Regions from separate parts of the Mus musculus genome. Here region 2 is linked to region 1. The links are chromatin loops, found by intact Hi-C in ENCODE. Cell type or tissue: heart. All regions are shown on one strand.

What was found. Peaks named below come from ENCODE experiments on the same cell type or tissue, not always from the same donor. Only the 100,000 strongest peaks of a DNase experiment are listed, where the experiment ranks them.
Region 2: it touches region 1 in a loop (2.3-fold over the local background); 6 of 42 quality-filtered maps call a loop at or near these places.

The regions. Positions count from the first base shown.
Region 1 is chr17:44,026,759-44,034,758 of GRCm38, forward strand. All of the region lies in intron 4 of Rcan2 (regulator of calcineurin 2), which reads left to right. Among named protein-coding and RNA genes, the nearest start is that of Gm34857, 13 kb to the right of the region's middle. In heart, no CTCF peak of the experiment used is centred here; DNase peaks (open chromatin) are centred at 3,123, 4,193 and 4,623; H3K27ac peaks cover 1,309 bases.
Region 2 is chr17:43,944,113-43,952,112 of GRCm38, forward strand. The region is part of intron 2 of Rcan2 (regulator of calcineurin 2); the gene reads left to right. Among named protein-coding and RNA genes, the nearest start is that of Gm34857, 96 kb to the right of the region's middle. In heart, a CTCF peak has its summit at 3,808; no DNase peak of the experiment used is centred here.

The sequences.
Region 1 (8,000 bases):
AAAATATCTCTCACTAATTAATGTAACTCACAAGGAAGACATATCTATTTCAATCTCTGAGTCAGAGGTAAGGAGAATTCTTTTACAAATATAAATTGGCACTCATACTTTGGGTGTATGGTGTGGATACTGCATGAAGGATCATCCTTAAAAGTATGTTTTGTTATACTCTGCTCTTGGGTTATCTTGTGAATTGGGCCAGTGAGGTGGCTCAGCAAGCAACAGTCCTTGCTGCCTAGCCAGATGGCCTGAGTTCAATCCCCAGGCCCTACTTGATGGAAGGAGAGAACTGACTTCTGAAAGTTGTCCTCTGACTTCTACACACTCTGTGGTACATGCATGTACATCCACAGATCCACAATAAATAAATACATAAATAAATAAATAAATAAATAAATAAATAAATAAATATTTTTGTTTTTGCTTTTGTTTTAAATCTGGTGAACAGACAGCAACTAAACAGCTGTGATTGTCAGTGTTCAATACCCTTCGCCCTTCGTACCTGGTCTTATCTAGCTGAAAAGATCTACCGTGAAGTTGGGCTCTCTTCTTGCTTTGGGATAATGACTGCAACTCAAGGTGTGAGTTTGAGTCTAGACTGCATCGTTTATGTGCTGTATAATCTGAAGCAAGTTCCTTCCCCTTCCATGACGAAACCCACATCACAGTACTGTATAATACGCATTCACTTTCTATGTGACATACTTGGAGACCTAGCCCCGTGCCTAGAATTTAGTAAGTGCTCTGTAACAGTTCTCACGGAGTTGAAGGAGCACACCCAGTTTCCAGGACGTACAGTAAGCAAAGCAGACAGCTGTGCTAAACGGTGGTCAGCTTGATTGAAAAGATGGGACAGTGGGCGGAGTGTAGGGGGAACATTCATGGGTGTGTCGGTTACCACAGACAGAGACAGTAAAAGAGGCCTGCATCACAAGTGTAGGAATACACACAGAATTTACACGATGCTTTGGTCACAACCTGAAGGGACTCAGCACTGAGCGAAGCAGAGCCTCAGCTGCTCTCAGAATGAAAGGAGAGGCAAGATCATAAGGATTATCTGGTGTGGGCTAAAGAGGCTTCTCTTCCATTCTCCATCTTCTCCTCCTCCTCTTCTTTCTCCCCCTCCTCCTTCACCTCCTCCTCCTCCTTCACCTCCTCCTGCTCTTTCTCCTCCTACTTTACCACCACCACCTCCACCATCACTATCATCATCTCCTAAAGGACTTTGGGAACTTAAGCTGTTCCAGATACTGGAAGAGTACGAGGATGGGCTAGAGAGCATGTGCCATTCTATAACTAGGAACAATCTTTGGGTTTAATAGTTTCTTTGCCTTCCATCCTACTGCAGTGATTCCCAGCTGCCCTGGGTGTATGTAAACTTTACACAGGTGATTATTAGCAGATCAGTGCCCTCTGTAAGTCACCCCTATATTTATTGAGGGTTCGCTCATCAGTCTACAACATGACTTCAGTGGGTAATGTTCCTTGCTCTGCAAGCATGAAAATCGGAGTCCAAACCTCCTGCTCCTATATAAACTGCCAGACAAGGCGAGGTATGCCTGGAACTGGGTCAGTACTGGGAAGGTTGAGACAGGCAGATCCTGAGACCTTGCTGGCTGGGTAGCTTAGCTGATGCTGACCTTCTGGTTCTGTGAGAGACCCACTTTCAAAACAATAGTACAGCAAGTGACAACAGCACACACACACACACACACACATACACATAACCACACATACACACACTCTCACACATGCTCATATACACATACACACACACACACTCACACATACACATAATCACACATTCACACACTCATACATACACATATACTCATACATACACACATACTCACACATACACACTCACATATTCACACACATACTCATATGTATGCACATATACATACTCATACACACTCACAGACTCACATACACATTCATACACACTCATACATACACACACACTCACACACATACAAACACATACACACTCATACATACACACACATTCACACTCATATGTACACACATACATGCTCATACATACACACACATTCACATATACACACATTCATACACATACACTCACATGTACGCACATACCCACACACATGCACACACATACATAAATACATACACACATACATAGTCATACATACACACATACACACATATACATACTTATACATACACACACATATACATACTCATATACACACACATACATGCACATACATACACACATACATGTTCATACATACACACATACACACTCATACATACACACATACACGTGCATACATACACACCCTCACATATACACACACATACACTCATACATATACTTACACACACGCATACATACACAGTTATACACACACATGCATGGTCATACACACACATACACTCACACACACTCACACATGTACTCACTCATATATACATACACACATGTGCAAATATCACTCCAATGAGATAATTATAGATACAAAAGATGGTACATTTAAATATTAGAATTGAATGGTTCAGATGACCTCAGGAAAAAAAAATCCAAGATCTCATTAAAATAGCAACTTGCAGTTTTCTATCTCAGACATAGAGGTGTGGAAATGGGTAGGAAGAGAGAGAAGAAAGAAGAGAAATTTACCAATGACAATTCAGAAAATGGAGACCAGTGACTTGGGGAAAAAATGAGTCTGTCTTTGTGATCAGGTTCCATGGTGTCCAGCTAAGCAATAACCTGTGGGACACAGCCTGTATGTCAGTTCTTAGGCTTCTTCATGACCCATGGAGTCAAAGCCCTTTGCAGCAACTGTTTTGTTGCTTGTTTATTTAAATACTGCATGATTAGTTCATCATATATAACAGATTATTTGAGTAGTACTGACCACAGTGACATTCTCCCAAGTGATTAATATCATGCCTCTTGGGAGAGCTTTATATAGTCGGCATGAATTTTTCTTCACCGTATCCTAGGAACACGGGTGCTATCCTCCTTGCCTTGATAAATGCTCAGTTATACAACTTCCTCTGAGTCACGTTATTAGCATGTGATAACTCAGTGTTGCCATCTGTTGTTTTAAGAAGACTAGTTGCTGTGGTGAGGAAAACAGGAAGTTCTCCAGGTGGCTGGAAGTTTCAAAGATGTCACCAGATGGGGTCTTTGTTAGAAGAAACATGTGTGGAAATGCTTCAGAGTCTTATTGAGGAAAGCACCGAGACTGACCAAAAGTGGTGGTAGATGGGGAAGGAACTGAGGAGTACCTGGCTCTAAGGATTTTCACGGAGATGCCTGGAAGGGTGATAGAAAGATCCCATCTTAGAGATGTGAGCATGAGTGTGTATTTAGGAAGATGTCAAGCGGTCAATATGAGGCCTCTGATAAGGGCATCAGTGTGAACAAGTAAGAATCTTCCAGAACAGCAGGAGGTGCTAAGGAACAAAGCATCTACATGTTAAATTGCCATTGGGAAGTCCCTGAAGCAGAGATTCTATCTGTTCCCCATCAGGGCATATGTTAGGGCCTGGTCCCCAAGTGCTGAAGTCTCAGGAGGGTTTCTTCTTCCCTTCATTAATTCAAAAAGGGTTATTATTTTTTCTCCCTACGTATTAAAATCTATATAGCTTTGACTCTTGTTTTAATGTCTGCACCATCTTCTTGCCATTGCATCTCTGTAAGACGCTGGTGTTTACAAACTATAATCTCAGTGAGGAAGTCTAGAGAAAAATGCAGGAGGGGCTCAGTCACTGCCTAGAGTCAAAAGTGGCCTTATGGCCACCCCCCTGTGTCAATTACATTGGAAGGCACTACCACCCAGGACCCTTTCAGGACCCTGCTCATTACAGGTGGGAGGCATCTTGCCTGCAATACAGTCCCTCCTTCTTACCACAGGAACCAAGACATTGTCACCAACCTGATCCCACCCACTCAAGAAGCTAGAGGACAGAAGTTGGGCATCTCTTTGAACAGTAGCCAAGCCTCAGTCAGTGTCTGAGGCCTGAATGAGCATTAGACTCTTGCCCACACTAGATAGTTTTTCATGTGTCTCAGCATAGCTCAAGGGAAAACCCTGACTGGTGCATTTTTGAAGGCTTTTGGCCCTGGCCTCCTTTCTGCACACAGGGGACAGGACAATCTAACGCAGACAAGGGAGCAAGCAGGTGACAGATGAATGCTTTCCTTGTCCCATAAAAGGAACTGGTCTGAATGTCCTGTCCTCACTGCACCATGGCCAAGATTGTCTCCACCCTGGGTGGAAAAGGCTTGACACAAGCTCTTTGTCCCCAACTAAGCCCAGTTGTTCCCTTTGAATAGTGACAGTATTGACGTCAACCCTCATGATGGAAGAATTAGCTGAAGCCCGAGGGGAAAGAGAAGCCAAAAAAAGAAAAATCCAATCCAGTAAAGCTAAGGCTATTTCTTTTTAGTTTGTAGGTACTCAGCAGATGTTAAGCTTTGTGGAATTTTGATAGTAACAAAGTTTCCCAAAATAGCACAATGAGATGTCAGCCTTAATGGGACCACAGCCAGAAAACATCCCTTACTAATGTGCAGCCTGACTTGATTAACATAACTGAAGATGCTTTTGCACCCCACATGAAGAGGCTGCACCAGAGGGGGCCAAACTGCTACTCAGTCTCATTCTGGGTTCTTCTTCCTCCATGCCAGAGGTGTGAATGAGATGTGGGGGAGGGGGAGGCAGGTGGTGCCTTGGAAGGAGTGCCCCTTTATATTAGCCAAGGTAAAGAAAAGACCTAACAAAGGCTAGCTTTCCTTGTGTGCTTCACTGCAGTTGTGAAGGGGTGGGGAAGGAAAAAGAAGAAAGGAGAACGGGAAGAAGAGAAGGGATGGGGAAGGCATGGAAAGAGAAAGGAAGGAAAGCAGAAAGTGGGAATGGAAGATGGGAGGAAAGAAGGAATTAGAGATGGAAGAAAGGGAGGGGAAGGAAAAAAGGAAAAGGAAGCCAGGAATGGTAGAGTATGCTAGAAATACCACCACTTCAGAGACTGGGACAGAAGGGTTACAAGTTCAAGGACAGCCTGATTACATAGTGAGTTCCAGGCTAGCCTGGGTTATACAGTGAGTTCTAGGACAGCCTGGGCTACATAGTGAATTCTAGGACAGCCTGGGTTACAAAATGTGATCTCTCCAACAAGGATAGCTGTCTTCCAAAAAGACGAGTAAAAGGCCAGGGTGTATGTTCATGCTGGCCTGTATCACAGCTCTCACCCACACCAGCCTTAGGTTTCATGACCTTCACATTCATGCTTTTATGCGATTTCTCTCTCTCTCTCTCTCTCTCTCTCTCTCTCTCTCTCTCTCTCTCTCTCTCTCTCTCTCTCTCACACACACACACACACACACACACACACACACACACACACAAAAGCACACACAAGCATTACACACCTCCATTAGATCAGCGTCAGCAGGGTTGCTGACACCACTGGGGTTTGTTGGTTAGCAAGCACTTCTAGTAAGTTCTCCCTCCAAGAACCAGTGCTCAGAGATGCCCTCAAGCTGCACTGAACCATCATCTTCTGCACCCTGCAGATAAAACTGGCTCCAAGAGGGTTCCTCTCATTAGCAGTACCCAAGTATCCTCTTCTGCCTTAGAGCTTTGATCTTAAAAAGAAATAAATTAGAAAAAACAAAACAAAACAAAAAAACACCACCATGGTGATAAACTCCACTTAATCCAACTTATTTAACACAACATTAAATGGGTCACAAGATGTCTACAGTGATTTCAAAGGGGGTTACTCCCTTGCTGGATTAAGGTTTACTTTCCATCCAGATTGTCACATAGTATGGTACAAACAGGGGCAGCATGCTGACTGGTCCTTATCAACTAACTTGGACCAGGGGTCTAATACTTACACCAGTCCTATCTGCAATTTCAGCAACCGTAACTCACAGAGTCTCTATGCACTGCAGAGTGACTCCTCTCCCTGCTTCTATTGCTTTTGCTTCCTGTGCACTTAGGAGCCATAATACTCTGTTTTCCTGGACCAGTCACTTCCATGAAAGTTCCTACTGGACACAGTGGGATGCTGATGGGGATGCTGACAGAGGATCTCATAAAGAGCTTCCTGCCTTGTAGACTGAGGAGACCGTTGAGTGAGCAAAGCACTGGCCATGCAAATAGGAGGGCCTGAGTTCAGATATCTGGAGCCCACGGAAAGCCAGAGACGCTAGGGTATGTCCCTAGTCCTACCGTTCCTATGCCAAGATGGAAGCTATAAATGAGGGGATCCCAAGCACTCATGGCCCAGCCCTCTCTCAGATGAGGAACTAAATAAGAACGAATCCCCAAGGCTGTCTTGTGATCTTCACACCTGAGCCTACAGGAACAAGCAAGCATGCACGTGCATGCAAACACACCTGTGCACATCTCTAAAAGGAATAAAACTTTTTTTGACTCTGAATAAAAAGCAGAGTTGATCTGTATTCGTTTGCCAGGATGTATAACAAAGCACCATAATGTGAATGACATCTGTAACAAGACTTGTTGGCATGCATTTCTGGAGGTTCCAAGATCAAGGTGTGTACAGGGCGATACTCTCTCTCTCTCTCTCTCTCTGAATGTGTTAGGGAAGGACCTGTTCCTGCCTCTTTCCTAGCTTCTGGTCATAACCTGGCATTGGACAACATAGACCCGTTCTTCATGTGGCATTTATTCACTCTGTGTGAGTTTCTGTGTGTTTACCCAACCTCATCCTTTTTTCTAAGGCTATGGACTTAATGACCTCATCTTCACGTGGCCATCTCTAAAGAGACCCTATGATCAAGTGCAGTCACATTCACAAGTACTCAAGGTTAGGACTTCAATTCCTTTTAGGGGGACAGTTCAACGAATAACAGTGACTAAGCAGTATGGCCATCCTTCCCAGCATCACTTGGAAGAGCTTTGATACCTACTACATCATCCAGGGTCCCCGTTTTCAATGTCAGCCTCCAACATTCAAGTCTTTAGCTTGCAAGTTTTCTGTTCCGCTCCTGTTCGATTACCAGTGTGTGGACAGAACCACAAATGGCTGACACCCTGTCATGGGGACTAACAATACTCGTTCTAATCATCAAGTAGAGGCTCACATTACAGACCTAGGACAGCAGGCACGATTCCTGGGCAGGGTGGTTTCTAGGTTGTGATCCTTGTAGGAAGGCAAGATTTAAGGAACTCTTAGAGAGAGGTGAGATGGTTCCAAATAATAGCAGCAGATAGGCCGAGTGTAAGAATATAGACACCATGATTAGGCGAGAACTGGTAAGTCACTCTGACAAAGCACACGGAGAGTGGGTGAATTCAGGAAAAGACTGCTGAGAGGTGACACAGAATCTTCTTGACTAGTTCAAGGACATCTGAACTTGGTGAGACTTGGGGAGTTGGTCACCAAGATACAATCTAGAAGATACTACCTTTAGAAGTCCTTTCTCTGTTGAGTCCTGAAGGATGGGCTGTAAGGAGTGAGGTTTCAGGGGAAGATGGAGATGCTAACAGTTATGGAGACAGTACAGGCTGTAGACCCACCTTCTCTTGTACATGGAGATTGTGTTGCTTCTACTGGTCTATGCTGTTAAGGCACAAATGTTGTTTGACTACACTGTGCATTCAGCAATGGGGAAGACCATGGGAGAGGCTCAAGAAATACCTACTGAGGTGAAATGAAGACATATAGATGCCAGGGAGTGACTTGATTGTAAAACAGGGAACCAGAGGCAATTTTTATAAGGACAACATTTAATTGGGACTGGCTTACAGGTTCAGAGGTTCAGTCCATTATCAAGACAGGAGCATGGCAATGTCCAGCCAAGCATGGTGCAGGAGGAGCTGAGAGTTCTATATCTTCATCTGAAGGCTGCTAGAAGAGTGGCTCTTACATGGTTAGGAGGAAGGTCTCTTTGCCCACCCCCACAGTGACATACTTCCTCCAACAAAGCCGCCCCTCCTAATAGTGCCACTCATTGGGCCAAGCATATTCAAACCACCACAAACAAC
Region 2 (8,000 bases), 83 kb before region 1:
TTTCAGTGGGCAGAGTATTCTCTGCAGGCAAGCTCTCTTCTTGCAAGGCAGGTACCCAGATATCTGGTGTTCGAACCAGACTCCTGGCAGAAGTTGTGTTCCACTCACTAGAGGTCTTAGGATCACGTGTGGAATCCTGTGTGGGCCCTTGCGGGTGTCAGGCGACTCAGCTGGCAAGGTAGCCGGGGCTCGAGTGGAGTGGAAGGGGTTTGTGCCCCAGATCAAGCCCGGGTAGCCTGCTTCCCTATGTACCGCAGTCTCAAGTTCCACGCGATTGGATTGGGGTAGGCGCTGTGTTCCACTCATCAGAGGTCTTAGGGTCCCGTGGGGAGTCCCGTGTGGACCCTTGCGGGTGTTGGGCAAGACTCTGCTGGCAAGGTAGCCCGGGGCTCGAGTCTCGAGTCGAGCGGAAGGGACTTGTGCCCCAGATCAGGCCTGGGTAGCCTGCTTCCCTATGTACCGCAGTCTCAAGTTCCGCGCGATTGGATTGGGGCAGGCACTGTGGTCCACTCACCAGAGGTCTTAGGGTCCCGTGGGGAGTCCCGTGTGGACCCTTGCGGGTGTTGGGCAAGACTCTGCTGGCAAGGTAGCCCGGGGCTCGAGTCTCGAGTCGAGCGGAAGGGACTTGTGCCCCAGATCAGGCCCGGGTAGCCTGCTTCCCTATGTACCGCAGTCTCAAGTTCCGCGCGATTGGATTGGGGCAGGCACTGTGATCCACTCACCAGAGGTCTTAGGGTCCCGTGGGGAGTCCCGTGTGGGCCCTTGCGGGTGTTGGGCAAGACTCTGCTGGCAAGGTAGCCCGGGGCTCGAGTCTCGAGTCGAGCGGAAGGGCGATAATTTGACTAATTTTCTTTCTTTTTTTTTAATTTTAAATATACCATTCCATCATGTAAGGCCACTCATCCTCCTTGTAGTTGTTCTATATGTGATGCCTTACTGCTTTCTGCTTCTATTGGCCTTGGTCTGGTTTAGAATTTTAAGAGCTCATGATATACGGTTGGTTACCTGGGAATGTAGTGGCTTCAGTTAGTTAGAGGGACACCAAGGCCATTATGCCTTCAGTTGCTTAGGACTGCTGTTGCTGGCTTTTAGAACCTCAGTTACACATGTTGGCCTTCTTCATGCTGTCTGCCCATCCTTTTTTCTTCTTTCTAACTAGCCTGGATAAAGAAAGTCTTGTTTTTGAAATGAATGAGGGTATGAGACTAGCTTTGAATATATTGGGCACTTTTCTTCTTAAGATGACCCTGGAGTGGTCAAATGGAAAATAATTTGACATCTTACCTCCCATCTTAGGCAGATTCTTTTTAAAACACAGTACAGTACCAAGACTAACAAGATCCTGTGACGTGGTTATAATATATTTTAACTGTTTCTGATTTGTTCTTTTACATATTTTGATATTCACTCACATAAAACGTTACCAATTATTTTCAGTGTTTATTCTAAACCAGGTTTAAAAAGCAAAAAGTGCAAACTTTCTTGCCCCCATTTTACGTTCCTGACTTTCTCAGTCCCCATGTTGATCTATGCTACACTATGGCTGTTTGCTGATTTCAGAGGTCCCACGATTGAAATGAAGATGAAAAGTCCCCATTCAAAGATGCCATTCTCTTTTCTTGCCTTTTCTCTGCTTCAGAATGGCTGTCTGGTCAGCAAGCCCCAGGGATATGCCTGTCTCACCTTTTCAGCCCCTTAGATCATATTCTTGAGGCATGGAATGTGTGTGTGTGTGTGTGTGTGTGTGTGTGTGTGTGTGTGCACAAAATCTCTGCTAAGTAAAGTTAAAGTCTACCAGTGACCAGTAAGCCTCTGGCCTTTGTGCAATATGGAGGGCTTTTGCTTCTCTGACCTCGTCTGGGGAATTCAAAACCCTCTACCTGTGCAACGTCACATAGCTTTAGTTAGATTAACTTCTTTTCTCCTGATAAGAACACATTCAGCTAGCACCTGAGATTCCTAAAATGCTTCTCCAATACTAATAAGGCATTTTGGTACCCTAAGCCTTCAGCCAATGACCTTTGCCCATCCTGGATGTTCCTACTCCTAGTCCCCCAAATTATATAAGCCTTTGAAGTACTTACTCAACAGAGCTTCCAAACTGCCCCACGCCCCCTTAGTCATCTCTGGTCTCTTTCCAGTGCCCTCATGGACCCTATGGGCTGACAATCCCCAAGGGTAGAGAGCCACAAATGTATACTGTAAAACAACAATAAATTTAAAGAGAAAAGCAGTCCCTAAGAACAAGAAATGAAATAAAACAAAAGAAAAAGAAAAACTTGGCATCTGCTTGGCAGGAGAAAGGGATGAAAACAAAACATAATAATCTGTATCCATTATGGGCTACACCCTAAAGATTACAAGAACTAGGAACAAAACCTTTAATTCTTCTTGGTTATTCTTGTCCTATCATTTTGAGGCAACTGGCTAGGCACAGAACCATAAGATACACAGCTATCCCCTCTCTACACTGCTGGTTAGACCATGATACTCGATGTAGGAGGAAGGGAACTTAGACCTATGGCAAGTAAGTTTCAACATAAGGGTCCTATATATTGAACTTGGAAGTCTAAGCTCATGTGTCACCTTCAAAATATATTTAGACATTTCCTAGCTCTGCCTAGTAGAAAGGTTTACAAAGAATATCCAGTGCAATACAAAGAACATCTTGAAGTGTGTTGAATGTGGTCTTAAAATATTTTTTGAAGTACTTAGTAAATGGTACCAGGACTCCTTGGAGAAATGCCTGTCTCTCTTCTCTGGGGCAAGAAATGAACAAAATGAGACTAGAACATCTTGTCATACTGGAAGGTGAGCTACTTTCTCAAAGATTGCTGGCATCTGTCAGAAGGATGCTGGAGCCAACCTCATTAGACTCCCAACAGCTGAAGTTGGGCTGTATGCACACCACTAAGATCAAACTACAATAGAATGGAAGCTACTGAGACTGTCTAATCCATGAGTCTAAAACTGTCCATGATCTTTACAGCTAATAGGGGAGCAGACCATGGAATACATGAAAATAAATATAAGAAGGAGTGCATGAGGAAGTCTTAGCATTGAGATTGAAGGCCGCTAACATTACAGAGAGCCAGGCAACAGCATGCTCCTGCTAATGGCAGCATATACCAAGGCTTATGAAGGAACCTCCCCAAACCCGAGTTTATTACAGCTCTGAGCCTAACACTCAGAGCCTGCAGGCAATAGAGAAATTCACCATGTGGCAATTTATATAGTTCAATCAATAAAATCCCTGTGGAGAGAATTCTAAAGTACAAATCATGGTTTCACCATCAACACAAGGCAAGGAAGAGGGAAAAAGAGGATGGAGACAGTGTGATAAAAGAGGCATGAGAGACAATAATTTAGATCTTGGTTTAAATAAGCAAAGAGTTACAGGGTGGGAAGGAGAGGGAACATCCGGTAAATGAGGAGGAGGGGACGGGGATGGGAGGGAAGGAGGGGACCCTAGGATCTGCCTTGCAACAAGTTCTCAAGTGATGCTAATACTATTGGTCCAGGGACAGTGCTCAGAGCAGTGGATGCAAGAACAAACTGGAGTTAGTTATCCTTGCACCCGGGTAGTGAGAACATTGCTATTGTGTTCTTTGTACTTCCAAATAGACTTGAAACTCTATTTATAAAGAAACTTTAGGAGTCCAAGACGACACAAGCGGGGAGCTCACCTTTTTAAAAATCCAAGGTGTCAATGGGAACTTCTGTGTTCATTAACAAAACAGATGTGGCAGCTACTTCCAAGGTCACCTCTGGATTGAAGGTGCATAGCTCTTCATGCCCTGTTGGTGGTGAGCGTGTCAGCTCAGCTGTCTCTCCATTAACTAAGCCTCCTGGACAGAGGCTACGGGAGAGTATGCTTTCTAAGACGCCTGTGTCGTGCTGTGTCCTGCTTCTCCCTATGGATCTTGGAAGAGCAGTGGCTTGGGTGAATTCCAGGAGCTTCTGGCAGCCTCTACTGGAAAGAGCCCTCCTGAACAGAGCTGTGTCCTATCTCTGCTGTCAGAGATCAGAAGATGTGTAAATTCGCATGCGTACATGCTCACCCCCTGCAAGGATCTCCCTAGAATCCTTAGTTCAGGAGTCACCCCTACTGGGCAGAGTTCTTCTGCTCACCTCTAGCTGTCCACACATGTGTTCACTTCCTTATTTGAACATCTGTTAGGTTATCTCTCAAAGGTTAGGTATTCATTTAAGCCCTGGAAGTCATACACCACAGAAATGAGAAACCCTACAAATCAGATATATTTTTAAAAACATAGAACTTTTAGACATTTACCTGCATGCTTCTACTGCTATGAATTATTTTAATTTTAATTTTTAAATTTAGTATGCATGTGCGTGTGTGTGTGTGTGTGTGTGTGTGTGTGTGTGTGTGTGTGTGTGTTGTGGGGTGGTGTACTTACCTGTGTGTGGATACCTGCAAATCATGGGTTGATAACCAGCATCATCGTCTATCACTTACTAATCTTACTTTTTGAGGCAAAGTCTCTCATTGAACCTGGAGCTTGTCATTTCCACTAGATTGGTATCTGAAGGCCTCTGGGATCCCCCTCTTGTTGCCTCCCAACACCTGGGTTAGAGATGTTGGCACTTAGATTTTATGTGGATGCTGGAGATCTGACCTCAAGTATTCACTCTTGGGCTGCAAATTCTTTACCCACTGAACCATCTCCTCCACCCCATAGCTGTGAAATATTGAAAATAAACTCTAAGGTATGGCATGGGATATGAAAATAACACAACTTTATCCAGCCTCTTAAGTGGATGCCAATTGTATTCAAAACCCTTCTTGATTTTGGATATATCTTATAGGTTAGGTGAACTGATACATCTACAGAAATATCCATTTCTTTGACCTTTTAAGAAGTTTTGCCTAGCACACTCTCATAGTTACTGTTCTGTTGCTACGATGAGACCCCATGACTAAGGCAACTCCTAGAAAAGAAGGCGTTTAATTGGGGACTTGCTTTCAGTTTCAGAAGTTTAGCTCATTACTCCCATCGCAAGGAAGGATGGTAGTACATATGGCACTGAGGCAGTAGGCGAGAGCTACATTCTGATCTGCAGGCTGAGAGAGAGAGAGCGAGAGGAAAGGGGAGAGAGAGAAAGAGAATATATATATATATATATATATATATGTATGTATATATATATATATATATATATATACTCCATGTATATTCAAATATATAAGCATATGGGGGCCATTTTCTCATTAATTAATTTATTTATTGACTTTACATCCCAATCGAAGGCACCCCCTTTCCTCCTGGTCCCCCCTCACACAATTCCTCCCCTGTACCTCTCCCCTTCTCCTCTGAGGAGGAGCAGATCTCTTCTGGGTAACACCTCATTCTGGAACATGAAGTCACTATAGGACTAGGTGTATCCTCTTTCACTAAGGCCAGACAAGGCAGCCTACTTATGGGATCCATAGACAGATAATGAATTCAGGAACAACCCCCCTCCAGTTGTTGGGGGACCCACATAAAGACCAAGCTACAAGTCTGCTACATATATGTGATGGTCACAGGGCTAGGTCCAGCCCAAGCTTGCTTATGGTTGGTGGTTCAGTATCTGGAAGCCCTGAAGGGTTTAGGTTGACTCTGGTGGTCTTCCTGTGGAGTTCCTATTCCCACTGGTCCCTCATTCCTTCCCCAACTCTTCCATCAGACTCCCAAGCTCTGTCTGATCTTTGGCTGTGGGTCTCTGCATCTGTCTTGGACAGCTGCTGGGTGGTGTTATGCTAAGCTCCTGTCTGTGAGCATAACAGAGTATCATTAACAGTGTCAGGGATTGGTTCTTGCCTATTGGATGAGTCTCAAGTTGGACCAGTCATTAGCTGGCCAGTCCCCCGAGTCTCTGCTCCATCTTTGTCCCTGCACATTTTGTAGGCAGGCCATATTTTGGGTTGAAGGTTTTGTGAGTGGGCTGGTGTTCTTATCCCCCCACTGGGAGTCCTGCCTGGCTATGGGAGGTAGCCATTTAATGATCCATATCCCCAACTGCTAGGAATCTTAGCTAGAGTCACCTTCAGAAACTCCCTGAGTCTGCCCCTCCTAAGTCCCTCCACCCCCAGATCCCAGGTCTTAGAGATGCTTCACCCCTGCCTACTTTCAGATTTCCATTCTCTCTCTCCTGCTCCCCCCATATCTGATCTCACCCCCTTCTCCTCCCCTCCCCTTCCCTTCTCCCACCCAGTTGCCTCCCTCCATCTACCTTTGATGTATATTTTATTTTTCCTTCTGGTCAGATTCAAGCATCCTCTCTTGGGCCCTCTTTGTTATTTGGCTTTGTGTCTGTGGATAGTAGTGTGTTTATTCTGTACTTTATGGCAAATACCCACTTATAAATGAGTACATACATGCATGTCCTTTTGTGTCTGGGTACCTCACTCAGGATGATATTTTCTAGTTCCATCTATTTGCTGGCAAATTTCATGATGTCCTTGTTTTTAATATCTGAATAGTATTCTATTGTGTAAATAAACCACTTTTTAAAAAATCCATTCTTGGCTGGGCGGTGGTGGCACACGCCTTTAATCCCAGTACTTGGGAGGCAGAGGCAGGTGGATTTCTGAGTTCAAGGCCAGCCTGGTCTACAAAGTGGGTTCCAGGACAGCCAGGGCTATACAGAGAAAGCCTGTCTCGAAAACAAAACAAAACAAAACAAAACAAAACAAAACAAAACAAAACAAAAACAAAAACAAAAACAAAAAAACAAAAAAAGAAAAGAAAAAAGAAAAGAAAAAATCCATTCTTTAGTTGAGAGACATCTTGGTTGTTTCCAGTTTCTGGCAATTACAAATAAAGCAGCTATGAACATAGTTGAGTCCTTGTGGAATGGTGATCCTTGTGGAATGGTGGTCCTTGTGAGATGGTGTAGTATATTTTGGGTATATGCCCAGGAGTGGTATAGATGGGTCTTGAGGTAGAACTGTCCCCAGTTGTTGTTTTTGTTTTTTTAAAGAAAGCACCAAATTGAATTCCAGAGTGGTTATACAAATTTTCACTCCAACCAGTAACGGGGGAGTGTTCCCCTATCTCCATATCCAAGGCAGAATATGCTATCCTTTGAGTTTTTGATCTTAGCCATTCTGATGGGTATAAAGAGGAATCTCAGAGTCATTTCGATTTCCATTTTATGGGGGCCATTCTAATTCAAACCACCACAAATTCTATGGCTGCTCAGGTAAACACTAAGGTACGTTCAAGTTTTTGCAGCATCAGGTTCTACCTTCCCTATTTACTTCAAATCTAACTTTCCATAAGGCTAAGCCATGTCTTATTCTTTCCTTTTCCTATGGGTATTTCCAGTCAGCTGTCTCTGAGCTGGGGGGGGGGGTGCTCACCTCACTTCCCTGTCTGCTGAAGTTTTGCCGGTATGTGGCTGTCGGAGAACAGGCCTGCTCTTAGTTCTTGGTACCCCCTTTTATCCTAACCTGGCATCTAACTAACATTCAGCATCCATCCCTCTTCCTCCAATGCTCACTGGTTCTTGGACCACTTTGCCATCATCGTCATCACTACTGCTTTGTATAAGCATCTCTCTGTTATATTTTAAGCCCCTAGATGATGAGGAAACTTGCTTTTTTTAATCTTTAAGAACATCTGGTACAGAATATTTTACAAAGTCATCCTCAGAAAGTGATTTTTTGAGTTCTCTGAATACATGATGGCATATTTCCCACAATGCCTGAACAACAAGTAATCACACACACACACACACACACACACACTGACAGAAAGAGAGAGTTACATCGTTCCCAATATCTACTTGTAGAAGAATTACCTTTAGTGTCGAAAATGCCCAATTAAAAGGAATTCTGGCATTCAGAGGTAATCCAATATAGTCCAATCACAAAATGTAAAATGCCACATCCACCTCTCTCATCTGTGGGTAAAATTGGGATATTTTATCTAATCATGTACTGGAAAAGCACCAATATGTTCTAAACCATGATGCTCTGCTGGCCACTGGAA